Linked DNA regions of Homo sapiens: all the other regions are linked to region 2. The links are chromatin contacts, found by Hi-C in ENCODE. All regions are on one chromosome and are shown on one strand. Each heading gives the region's core, a stretch centred on a gene start or an enhancer-like site at or near the end of the contact. The rest is flanking DNA. Distances are from core to core; before and after follow the strand shown.

Region 1 (3,034 bases), core at 170-2,669, 2.0 Mb before region 2:
TGCTGGGATTATAGGCGTGAGCCACCGCGCCCGGGCACCTAGACCAATCCTTGTAAAAATTGGTTTAAGTAAGGATTTAAGGTCAAACCTGAAATACCACAGTTGCCAAACATCCCTGTACTTTTCCTTCAAAACACTGACCACAGCCTGTGGCCGATAATGAGATTAGTTTTCTCTCTCCCACTCATCTGCCAACTCCTTAAAAGGCTGTATCTGCCTTCTTCACCGCTAGCGTCAGGCCTGTAGTTGCATATAAATAAGTGTAATTCAAAACAAAACAGGTGAGCTCTGTCCCAGGACCCGTGGAAACTCCTGCCCCCTCCGGACGTCGGGACACCCACACACAAGCGGTGGTCGCCTTTTCCGCTGCCAGTCACAGGGCATTTCCGTGCTGCTTTCCCCTCCGCAGAATGAGGAGGAGCGAAGTACCGACCTCACCGGCTGGTTATGAGTTTTAAATGAGTCACCAAGTTGGCAGTGACAGTGGCACACAGAAGGCGCCTTTTAAGTATCTGCTAAGGTGCCGTTCCCAGCCAGTCAGAACGGCATTACCATCTGCGCTGTAGGACCCCCGCAGCGGATTTTAGTCATCAATTCATTCACGCGTTCACAATCGTTTCCCAGGGCCCGCTTCTCAGTCAGGGGCGTTCCCCTGCATTCTCCATTCTCACAGCAAACGCCTACACCAGTCGTTCGTCGACTGCAGACACCGAAGAACCTGCTATTAACCATCTAGAACTCAGAACGCCTTGATTTTCCGACAAGCCGCGTGCAGCTTCCACAGAGCTGCGAGGCCGACTCGCAAGACGCCCGCACCTGAGGGCATGCGTCCACCCTGGACCTGAAGTGGCGGCGCGGCTGGCGAGCCAAACGGCGCAGGCGCAGGAGCAAGAGCTCGAGCGGTAGCGGGAAAATCAGGACTGGATCGCCTCGGAGCCTCGGCCCGGAGTGGGTCACCGGCAGGGGCGGGGCTCCCCCTGCAAGGGGGCACGGCGTCGAGGACTTCTCCCTTCCAGACCCGGGAAGCGGGTGTCCCTCAAAGGGCAGCCGGCACACGGAGAGGTCCCGACTAGTCGGCCCAGGGGCGGCCATAAGTCCAACCAGGAAGGCCCTGGCCAGCCCGGGCCAGCCTGGCGGCCCTCCCTGCCCGGGGCCCGTCGGGGCTGTACCTCTCCGTACACCTGGCTCTGCTTTCTCATGTAGACATGGGGAAGCTCGGATGAGGCTGCCAGGGAATAGATGTTGCCGATAAATGGCAGCCCCGGCGGCCCCGGGGGGAAGCCCATCGGCCGCCTCTGCTTCAGCAGCTGGCGGACCCCTAGCGCGAAGAGCAGCAGGAAGAGCGCGCCGCCGAGCGCCGCCGCGCCCTCTTCAGCTCTCCAAAGCTTCCACATCGGCCCGAGCTGGAGGTGCGAACTCCACAGCAGCCCTGAGACCCAGGCACTCCCTCCAGCCCTGCCATACTCCCATTGGCAGGATACCCTCAGGTCCCGCCCTAGCTCCGTGGCCATTGGCTGACTGAGTGAGCGCTCAGGCCCCTTCGGGACAACTACCTTCTAGTTTTGCGCGGCTGAGAGTGGACTTTGCGGAGCGGGTGGCCGGTGCTACCCTTTGGAGGTGGCGCGGCTCTAGGCGGAGCAATGAGCCAGGAGTCCGTTTTCTAGAATGTTGACACAAGGGCATTGACGAGGTGTCAGGACGGCCTCACTCACTGGGCTAGGCGGATCCTGCCTCTCTGGGGCCAGACCTTTCTTAAAGTGTCTTTTTAAGTACCAGGTCTGCTTATTTCATTTCACACTAGGAAAACTGGAGAGATGATCAACACTGCAGTCTTTAGCTGAACCTGATACTTTTCAGAATTTCCAGTAGAAAATTGACCCATCAGTAGTAAAAGAAAGTAATTTTACTGTTTTGTCCTGTTTTACTATTTTTCTCCTGTTAATGTATTTTTGTGTGTGATCTTTTAATAATTGTGATGATTGAGCAGTTTATGTGATTAACTCAGTTTACCTATATTTGACCCCTCTCTGGTCTTTCCAAACTGATTACTTATTGGCAATCACGGGACTCTTGTCTGCACTTGTTCACGGAGAGTATTTACTATTCAAGATTTCTGCCTCCACTGCCTGGAATTAAGCAACTGATTTCATATTATTCTTGCTAATTGTTTTTATTCCTGTTTTCTATTGGGCAGTTCCTTGCAATACAGGACTTACTGGGTTTGGGACTCTTCTAACAGCTGCCCTCTAATTGTGATTTAGCAGTGGCATGAGTTTTATGGTCCTCATTAGCTTACGACTCATTCACACAACAAATATTTATTGAATGTCTACTATGTTCCCATGTCCTAAGCAATGGAGATACATAGGTGAATAAGAGCAACAAAGTCCTTTCTATAACTTACATTCTTATGAGAGGGAAGAGCAATGACATGGAAATACAATAATTTTCAATAATCAGAAGCAAACAAAAAGTGCGTTATAGAAAACGCCTGGTGGTTGGGGAGATACTTTAGCAGGCAAGGGCTGTCAAGGAAAGTCTTATTAGGAAGATGACATTGGAGCTGAGATCAACTGCTAAAGAAGTGTATTTGTTTCCTACTACTGTTGTAATAAATTACCACCAATCTGATGGCTTAAAACCACACAAATTTATTTTCTTACAATTCTTGAGGTGAGAAGTCCAAAATGAGTCTTCCAGGGCTGACAGAGAGGTGTTAGTGGGGCTTCATTCTTTCTAGAGACTGTAGGAGAGATTCTATTTCCTTGTCTTTTTCAGCTTCTAGAGGCTGCCCACATTCCTTGGCTTTCGTCCCCATTCCTTCCTCTTCAAGGCCATTAATGTCAGTTTGAATCCTTCCAACATCGCTGTCTCTCTGATTATCTCTCTTCTACTTCCTTCTTCCACTTATAAGGATCGTTGTGATTATATTGGGCCCACCTGGATAATCCCAACTCAAAGATCAGCTGATTAGCCCTTTAATTCCATCTGCAACCTTAATTCTTCTTGCCATGAAACCTAACATATTCACAGT
Region 2 (2,700 bases), core at 19-2,518:
CTAATTTTTTTATTTTTAGTAGAGACAGGGTTTCACCCCATGTTGGCCAGGCTGGTCTCGAACTCCTGACCTCAGGTGATCCGCCTGCCTCGACCTCCCGAAGTGCTGGGATTACAGGCATGAGCCACTGCACCCAGCCATGATGTTCTTTTTGTATGACCCAATGGGATACATATTTTATGAAACATTTTTGGTTCCCTACTTATAAAAAATAATATATACTCCTTAGAGAAAAATGGAAAAAAGCTGTCTAGGAAAGCAGAGAGCTGAAGAAAAAATAAATCAGCTCTAGGCTCACCAGCCAGACAATAGGCTGAGAGCTCAATATTTAATTTTGTGCTAAATTAAATCCATTTTTTCACTTTACTATAGTGAAGACAAACTAATATAAGCCAAAAGTTTGAGAAAACTGCATGGGGGTTTATCCTTTCTCCTCTAAATTCCACCACTAGCAACTCATTTATTTAGGTAAGCATTATCCTTCCCAATATGTCTTTTCTCTTTTTTCGGGGGTGGGAAGGAACAGCTTTATTGAGATAGAATTCACATGTCAAACAATTCACTTAAAGTGTACAGTGTAGCTGGGCATGGTGGCTCACGCCTGTAATCCCAGCATTTTGGGAGGCCAAGGCCGGAAGATAGCTTGAGCTCATGAGTTCAAGCCCAGCCTGGACAACATAGCAAAACCCCATCTCTACAAAAAATACAAAAAAATTAGCTGGGTATGGTGGTGCACGCCTATAGTCTCAGCTACTCAAGAGGCTGAGGTGGGAGGATGGTTTGACCCAGGAGGTGGAGGTTGCAGTGAGTGGAAATCACACAGTGCACTCCGGCCTAGGCAGAAGAGCCAGACCTTGTCTCAAAATATAATAAAAATAAAGTATACAATGCAATGGCTTTTAGTATACTGAGAGTTATACGATCATCACCCCAATCAAATTTAAAACATTTCATTGCCCTAAATGGAAGTCCCATACTCTCTAGCGATCACCCCAGCTCCAGCCCTAGGCAGCCATAAATCCACTTTCTATCTCTCTGGATTTCCCTATTCTGGACATTCCATATAAATAGGCTTAGACACTAGGTCATCTTTTGTGACTGGCATCTTTCATTTAGCATAATGTTTACAAGGTTCATTGTTGCGTTCTTGTTGTAGCATGTACCAGTACTTCATTCCTTCCTATGGCCAGATAATATTCCATTATATAGACACACCACATTTTATTTATCCACCCATCAGTTGACGGACTTTGGGTTTTCACTTTGAGGATATTATGAATCATGTAGCTATGAATTGCGTACAAGTTTTTGTGTAGGTGGACATGGTTTCACTTCTCTTGGGTATATACCTAGGAATGGAATTCATGACTCATATGGTAACTTTACGTTTAACCTTTTGAGAACGTGCAGCTGGCTTCCAAGGTGGCTCCACCATTTTACACTTCTACCAGCAGTGCATCAGTGTTCCCACTTCTCTACGCCCTCACCAGCACTTCTAAAGTATCTGTCCTTTTTAATATAAACATCCTAGGGTGTGTAAAGTAGTATTTCATTACGGTTTTGTTTTGCATTTCCTTGATGGCTAATGATGCTGAGCATCTTTTCATTTGCTTATTGGTCATTTGTGTATCTTCTTTGGCCCAGCTTGTCTTTTAAACTGCAAGTACCTCTGGACAGAGACACTCCCTGAATTCAAATGTTACTTATTAGCTGAATTATCCTAGGCAAGTCATTTAACTTTTATTAGCTTCAGGTTCCTTCTCTGCAATGTAGAGATAATATTAACTACCCAACAGATGTGAGGATTGAAATAACACAGGTAAAGGACTTAGCAGACAGCTGGGCACACAATAAACAGTCAGCAAGTGACAGTTATTATTAACAACACCCTTATTCACACTTTACAATCCATAAATGCTTTGAAACAGCTCTTCCCATAAGGAGAGAGCCTAAGATCTGGGACAGAGAAGTTGGGAGCAAAGGGCAAGGGGAGCTCAAAAGAGTTGAATTAAAAGGAAAATGAAAACAATTACTTATGGGCCATTTTCACAGTCTTGTTTTAGTTATCATTGCCAAAGGTCAGCCTAGAGCCTACTCCTGCACCCTTCCAATCATGATGTAAACACCTAGTTCACTGTATTAAATCCATTTCTGTTTAGAAAAGCGAGAATAACTTCTCACTACTGCTACTGAACCCTGACTGAACAGGAAGGAAGGAAGGTCTTAGTCACAGCTCTATAATTACAGCCATGCACACGGCCTGGCATATAACATTAGGTGATCAGTAGCTGAAGTGAACCAAATGGAATCAATGAGTACATTAATGAATGGAATGAATAAATGGGCAAACAGAGCATGTTTGGGATGTTTGCTCAGTTAGGTGAATGAGGATCCCCTCATCCAGAGGGTCCCAGGGAAGGCTGAGATCAGTTCCCAGGACTGGCAGCCAAGGTTCTCATTGACCATCCATAACCCATCACCATTGCACAGACGCCTACATTAGAATATCTTTCATTTTTTTGTTGCCAACACTCAGGGATTATGGATTGTAGAGAATGCTGTTTTCCTGTATTTCTTAAAGTCATGAGAAGGTGAAAAGGCCTCCACTGTGCTTCTTGGCATATAAATAACTCACAGCATAAAGAAAGGGGAGTCAATGGTTCCAAATTCAAAATAAAGATAGGCTCTTCTCACAACGTC
Region 3 (2,996 bases), core at 382-2,881, 2.6 Mb before region 2:
AACAAACAAACAAACAAAAAAAAAAACCTTGAGTGCCCAGGGATGAGATGGCACCTATTCAATTAACCATCCTGATAAGAAAAGCAAAACCCTTCTCTCACAGGAAGGCTCCTGAGCCCAGCCAGGTGCAGCACTACCTGTGTCTCCCAGTGCTGTAGTCATTCCAGCTCAGCAGGGCAGTGGAACAGCTGAGACAGAAGAAATGTTTCCTGAGGAAGGCAGAGTGTTTAGGAAAGATAACCCAAACACGGACATTTTGTACATTCTTTCAGTCCCCACTTTGGACTATTGAAAAGTAAATATAAATCAGACTTTTACAAAACTTAAGTATTAAACTTCAAATTCCTTCAGGGAAACATATCTGTATACTTTGACTCACACTTACTGACTTGGCAACAATACAGCTATCATTTACTATGTGTCAGGCACTAAGTGCTTTACCATATTAATTCATTGAAACCTCACAGTCCATGAAGTAGGTGGTCTTATTATCGTCTCCATCATACAGGTGAGGAAAGACTTTAAGTAACTTGCCCAGTCACGAGGCTAGTAAGCATGGAGCAGAAATTGATTCCCAGCAGTCTGGCTCAATTCTGTGCCCCAAATTACATCATTACAATGAGAGCTACCTTCAGAAAACAAAAATAAATGTATTGCCCCTGCTTTCTCTAGATTCATGGAGTAACATGTCCAGATTTTCTCAAATCCATCTCCCCATACACCTCCGTCAATCCTGACATTTGGCAATAATGCCAAGCAGGAAAAGAAGCTTTTCCCAAGGTATGTGAGTAAAACCTGTACTACAATAAAAATTATATTAACTATTCAGGTTCCCTCTGTCTTTTTTTTTTTTTTTTTTTTTTTTGAGACGGAGTCTCGCTCTGTCGCCCAGGCCGGACTGCGGACTGCAGTGGCGCAATCTCGGCTCAGTGCAAGCTCCACTTCCCGGGTTCACGCCATTCTCCTGCCTCAGCCTCCCGAGTAGCTGGGACTACAGGCGCCCGCCACCGCGCCCGGCTAATTTTTTGTATTTTTAGTAGAGACGGGGTTTCACCTTGTTAGCCAGGATGGTCTCGATCTCCTGACCTCATGATCCACCCGCCTCAGCCTCCCAAAGTGCTGGGATTACAGGCGTGAGCCACCGCGCCCGGCCGGTTCCCTCTGTCTTCTAAGAGCACAGATAACTGCAAGTTTACCATACATGATGGAGAATTTCTGCTACTTCCCCTGTAAAATATTTTCAAAATATCTTACTCACTCAACTGATAAAAGGTGATAAACCTACCTAAAAGACTTTTGGTGAAGAGAAGTAAGTATCAGTTGTATTTTTCAGAGCGCAGAAAAGTTGTGTGATCAAAACAACAAAAATAAGATTATAATTCCAGTTTACTGATGGACTCGAAAAACATATACGTTATAAAACAACTAAACAACTCAACTGTAGCTATGTTACATGTTTAAAATGAACTAATCATTGTAAAAATGTTTAAAGAATGGGAATGATAGCAGAAGAAAAATGTCACCATGAGAGAGTATAAAGATGGGTTAAAGGTTTTCTTCCTGCAAAACTCAATTTGTTTATTAAGTTGTAGCACTGCCCACCCACCGCACCCCACAAAAAAAGCCACATTCATTTGAGGTCACTTTACCTCCTGCTATTTCCTTTGCAGTGAGTCTGCAAAGTTCTAATGCACGGTGCTGATTTTATTCATTGAACAGAAAGCAATTGAGTGAAACATACAAGCAACTAAACCTTTGGCATCCTGTGAAACCACAAGAGAGCAAGATATTTTTTCCCAGGTTCTAACATCTTTTTAAAGCTGTTTTTTCAAATAGCAGTATGCCTAGAATGACTGCATGCTTGTCTAGAGTCATGTGCTCAGTACCAAAAGCCAGATCAATTGACTCTGAGACGGGAAAGTAATCAAGACAAAAAATTTTAATGGATGTCTTAATTTAAGCAGCTCTCATTTACTTATTCTTTCATTTAGCTAATTTCAATCTATAAACAAAATAAAAGCAGTAGACAGTTTTTCCTATGGAAACTCATTAACACAGCTTTCAGAGTTAAGCTTCAGCTTAGCCCAGATTCCCCTTAATCAATTATTTGTTGCTTTTAGAAAAGGTTGTGCAAAAACATTAGCTAAAACTGGTTAAAATTAAAGCACAGGGAAAGAACTTTTCTGAAAGATATTAAACATACTATTAATTTATTTTAAATAGGATGGATTGGTAAAAATAAAAATATAAAAGAACTTAAGTCAAAATTCATTGTTTAAGAACCTAACAATCATAAAGTCATATAAAGTAGTATGCAGTAAAATGTGGGAAAACTATAAAAATGTTAATTTTTATAGTAACTTAACACAACAATTTAAAAAAATGGTTGCAAATGGCTGGGCATAGTGGCTCACGCCTATAATCCCAGCACTTTGGGAGGCTGAGGTGGGCTGATCTCCTGAGGTCAGGAGTTCGAGACCAGCCTGGCCAACATGGTAAACCCCGTCTCTACTAAAAATACAACAATTAGCTGGGTGTGGTGGCAGGCGCCTGTAATCCCAGCTACTTGGGAGGCTGAGGCAGGAGAATCACTTGAACCTGGGAGGCAGAGGTTGCAGTGAGCCGAGATCGGCCAGTGCACTCCACCCTAGACAACAGACCAAGACTCCATCTCAAAAAAAAAAAAAAGATTGCAAATAAGTAAACACACGACGCACGTCAATATTTTAAAATCTTATGTCTATACCATTCCTCCTTCCCCTAACATGACTAGTCAACAGCAAATTTTAGGTGTTCTCAATAAATTTCCCTTGGTGAAATGGTGGTGGGACAGGGAAGGGAACTAACTCTACAAGGATGGCACGAAAGTCCCTCATTCTTTATACTCACTTAAAAGAATGATCAAAAATTGTCAAAACTTCTGAAGTTCTTGTATAGGGGTTGGGGGTTGGGGGCTACATTTGTTATTATTTTTGCCATGTCTTGTGTTTTGTGTT
Region 4 (2,967 bases), core at 140-2,639, 2.5 Mb after region 2:
TGGGGGTGGGCAAGCATGCTATGCTGAGAAATGAGACCAACCACTGAGCACAGAAGCCACAAAAAGACCCTGCCTCCATGGTTTTCAAATTTTATTTCTGTTTCAGAAAATATTGTTCCAAGAAACTCTTACCTGGAATTCTGTTGCACTAGAACAGTTTTTCTGGCCAAAGTGAGGTTGGGGCTGGGTGCTGACCCCATCCTTCTTGGTCTCCTTCCTCTCCTTGTGGTTCTGATAGGGCTGTAAGGAACCTTTGGAATTTACAGAGCAGAGAGTAACAAACAAACAAACAAATGCCTGGTGTCGGAAGATAGAATTTAGATTAAGAGCAAATTTGCAGGACTGGGACCTTCTGTAGAGTCTATCAAGATGAAATATAGTAAGCCAAGATTTGCACATATAGGTGCAAGGTAGAGAGTGCTGGCTTAGCAGCAGCTAGGAAAAACACAGCTTTTGGATTTTGCCATAACACACATCACATTTTCCAACATACATCATAGTGTGATCTGGTTGTCGAAAGTATTGATAAGACTGGGTGCGGTGGCTCATGCCTGTAATCCCAGCACTTTGGGAGGCCAAGGCTGGCCGATCACCTGAGGTCAGGAGTTCGAGACCAGCCTGGCCAACAGGATGAAACCCTGTCTGTATTAAAAATACAAAAATTAGCTGTGTGTGGTGGCACAGGCCTGTAATCCCAGCTACTTGGGAAGCTGAGGCAAGAGAATCACTTGAACCCGGGAAGTGGATGTTGCAGTGAGCTGAGATTGCACCACTGCACTCCAGCCTGGGCAACAAGAGCAAAACTCCGACCAAAAAAAAAAAAAAAAAGCATTGATAAGCTTGAATTCACATTCTGTGAATGTGATGAAAACCCAGAATCCTTCTGTAGAAATTGCCACTTTCCTCTCCTGTGGCCCACCCCTGTCATCATTGTTAATTGATGTTTATTGATTAGGGGAGAGCATTTGAACTAACCCATAGGCTGATCAGCAGCTGCTAGGACAAACTGCAGCTAAAACATTTCATGACTGAGTTGGTGGTGATTAAGGGAAAAGATCATATTCTCTCCCTGTGGAAGTGTTGAATTTAAGTCATAGAGAGTATGTTGGGAAAAAAACCACAAATGGCACACTCACAAGAAGGCAGGCAGAAGCCAAAAGGCGTCATGGACAGTGAGGAGGTGAAAGCCAGGATGAAGCAGCCACTGAGAAGACATGGAGCATGGAGAGCGAGGCAGTGGGGGAGTGGGTGGTATGGAGAGCAGCAGAAGTCAACCAGGAAGGAGCTGGGGCCCCCAAGGTACAGCTAGGGTGTCCCTGTAGTGGAGACTGCACTGAATTCTAGATTTCCCTGCAGGTTTCAAAGCATGTTCCAGTACTAATCCATTCCAGGGTTTCTGTGAGGCCCAGGTTCTTGTGTTCTTTACCCTCATTTGAATCTCCCCAATAACTCTTACCGCAGCTGAGGAGAGCTGCTGCTGTCCTCTGAGGCAATTCTTACTTTTCAAAATGCCTCAAACCCAAACACAAGAGTCCAGCTCACCCAGAACCACAGTGTCCTGAAGGCACTGATGTTAACCCCATTCCTTTCCATATTGCTCAAACTGTGGCCAGCTCCTGTCACTTCAGTTTTCACTGGACATTGACAAGCTGGAGTATGTTCTGAGGAAGAGTCCTGGGAGTTATGCTGTATAGAGGACTTTGGGGCAGAGACAAGGAAAAGATAAGAGTTCAGACTTCAATTCTGTCTTCAAATGCCTGAAGGGTCAATATGTAGAGATGGCACTATATTTTGAGAGGATGCCTCTAAAGGGCAGATACAGGACTGAAAAATGGAATGTTTGTGGAGGTCAGTTTCAGCTTTCTAACTGGAAGTACTCTTTAACACTAGAATGTGTTACTTCATTAAGTGGTGAGCTCCCCATCAAAGAGGGCAAGCAGAACAGGATGCTCTACCTGGAATTCTCTAGAGGAAATTTCTGCATTTGATGGGGCACCAACAAGGTAAAGCCCAAGGTGCCCCGCAAGCATGAGATCCTTGGCTTTATTTTGTGCCTTTTAATAGCAAACAGATATCTGGTCCTGCTGACCTGCCTAAAAGGAGGAAATGAAACTTGTTGACTATTGCTTTTTAGGACTGAATTTGGAAGGAGGCAAAAACAAATCTATTTTCAGAGCAGCAAATGCCAGCACAATTTACATCAAAACCCCCATCTGCTCAACTGAAAGGCGGTGGTATGGACCAAGCATTTTGTGAGCCAGCAACAGGCTTGCTTGTTGAAGAATGTTAGCTCCATGGGGAGTCTCTGATTAGGCCCCTGAAGCTAACTGGGGCCTTTATATTAACTTCTTGCAGTTGTGACCACTGTTGGCAAATTGTATTTCCCCCAATTCAAAGGCAGATCATTGCTTTTCAAAAGATCTCACATCCAATTGAATGTTTAAAGTATTATATGCACAAATAAAATCTGTATTAGAGAAAAGTCTCAAAAAATAGAAATGTATTAGAGTAAATAATGCTGGCTGCTGTAAGAGATGAGCCTCAAAATCGCAATGGCTTAACACTTCAGCATCTGGCCAATAGGCAAAGGAAGAGAGAGCAAGAAGTATCATGCAGGAAGTGTAGGTGCCAGGCTTGGAAGTAATGACTATTTTGCACACACTCCATTGGTGCAAACAAATCACATGGCCTCTGTTGGATGAAAGGAGAGTGGAAAATGAGCCAAAAAAAAAAAAGAGGAGAACATGGATATTGGTGAACACCAGCAGTCTGTTATAAGAAACAGAAGATGTGGTTTTCCATGTGTCTCAAGAGATGGATACTACAAATTTATCCATGAAATTGGACCAAGGCATCAGATTTTACACACAGTAGATGCTCAGTGGCTGATGAGGTACATATTAAAGATATTAAGGCATCTTGGTCCCTGGAGGGAGAAAGTGGCACTGGGGTTCATTTCTGTGTGAT

Evidence for each region. A loop is a pair of places that touch in the nucleus more often than their neighbours do. Pooled maps may share reads with other maps.
Region 1: a pooled map shows a loop between it and region 2 (8-fold over the local background). The contact joins the promoter of CYP2R1 here to the enhancer-like site in region 2. A Hi-C loop is called at or near these places in 2 of 37 single-sample maps with no recorded cell type and 6 of 50 pooled maps.
Region 3: a loop to region 2 is called in a map with no recorded cell type, with 7 times the contacts of the local background. The contact joins two enhancer-like sites. A Hi-C loop is called at or near these places in 3 of 37 single-sample maps with no recorded cell type and 3 of 50 pooled maps.
Region 4: a loop to region 2 is called in a pooled map, with 5 times the contacts of the local background. The contact joins two enhancer-like sites. A Hi-C loop is called at or near these places in 1 of 168 maps with a recorded cell type or tissue (transverse colon), 3 of 37 single-sample maps with no recorded cell type and 4 of 50 pooled maps.

The regions. Positions count from the first base shown.
Region 1 is chr11:14,890,812-14,893,845 of GRCh38, forward strand. It overlaps CYP2R1 (cytochrome P450 family 2 subfamily R member 1), which reads right to left and starts at 1,420. Exons shown (of 5, transcript NM_024514.5): 1 at 1,170-1,420. The coding sequence starts at 1,394. It also overlaps a transcript of PDE3B not described here. RefSeq lists a silencer at 928-1,167.
Region 2 is chr11:16,901,008-16,903,707 of GRCh38, forward strand. All of the region lies in intron 3 of PLEKHA7 (pleckstrin homology domain containing A7), which reads right to left. Among named protein-coding and RNA genes, the nearest start is that of SNORD147, 24 kb to the right of the region's middle. Within about 2 kb of position 1,269, at least 7 of the 41 ENCODE cell types and tissues checked have a DNase peak (open chromatin) inside an H3K27ac peak, as active enhancers do.
Region 3 is chr11:14,318,505-14,321,500 of GRCh38, forward strand. All of the region lies in intron 1 of RRAS2 (RAS related 2), which reads right to left. Among named protein-coding and RNA genes, the nearest start is that of RRAS2, 39 kb to the right of the region's middle. Within about 2 kb of position 1,632, at least 2 of the 41 ENCODE cell types and tissues checked have a DNase peak (open chromatin) inside an H3K27ac peak, as active enhancers do.
Region 4 is chr11:19,431,387-19,434,353 of GRCh38, forward strand. It overlaps a transcript of NAV2 not described here. Among named protein-coding and RNA genes, the nearest start is that of NAV2-AS5, 74 kb to the right of the region's middle. RefSeq lists a silencer at 1,002-1,202. Within about 2 kb of position 1,390, at least 5 of the 41 ENCODE cell types and tissues checked have a DNase peak (open chromatin) inside an H3K27ac peak, as active enhancers do.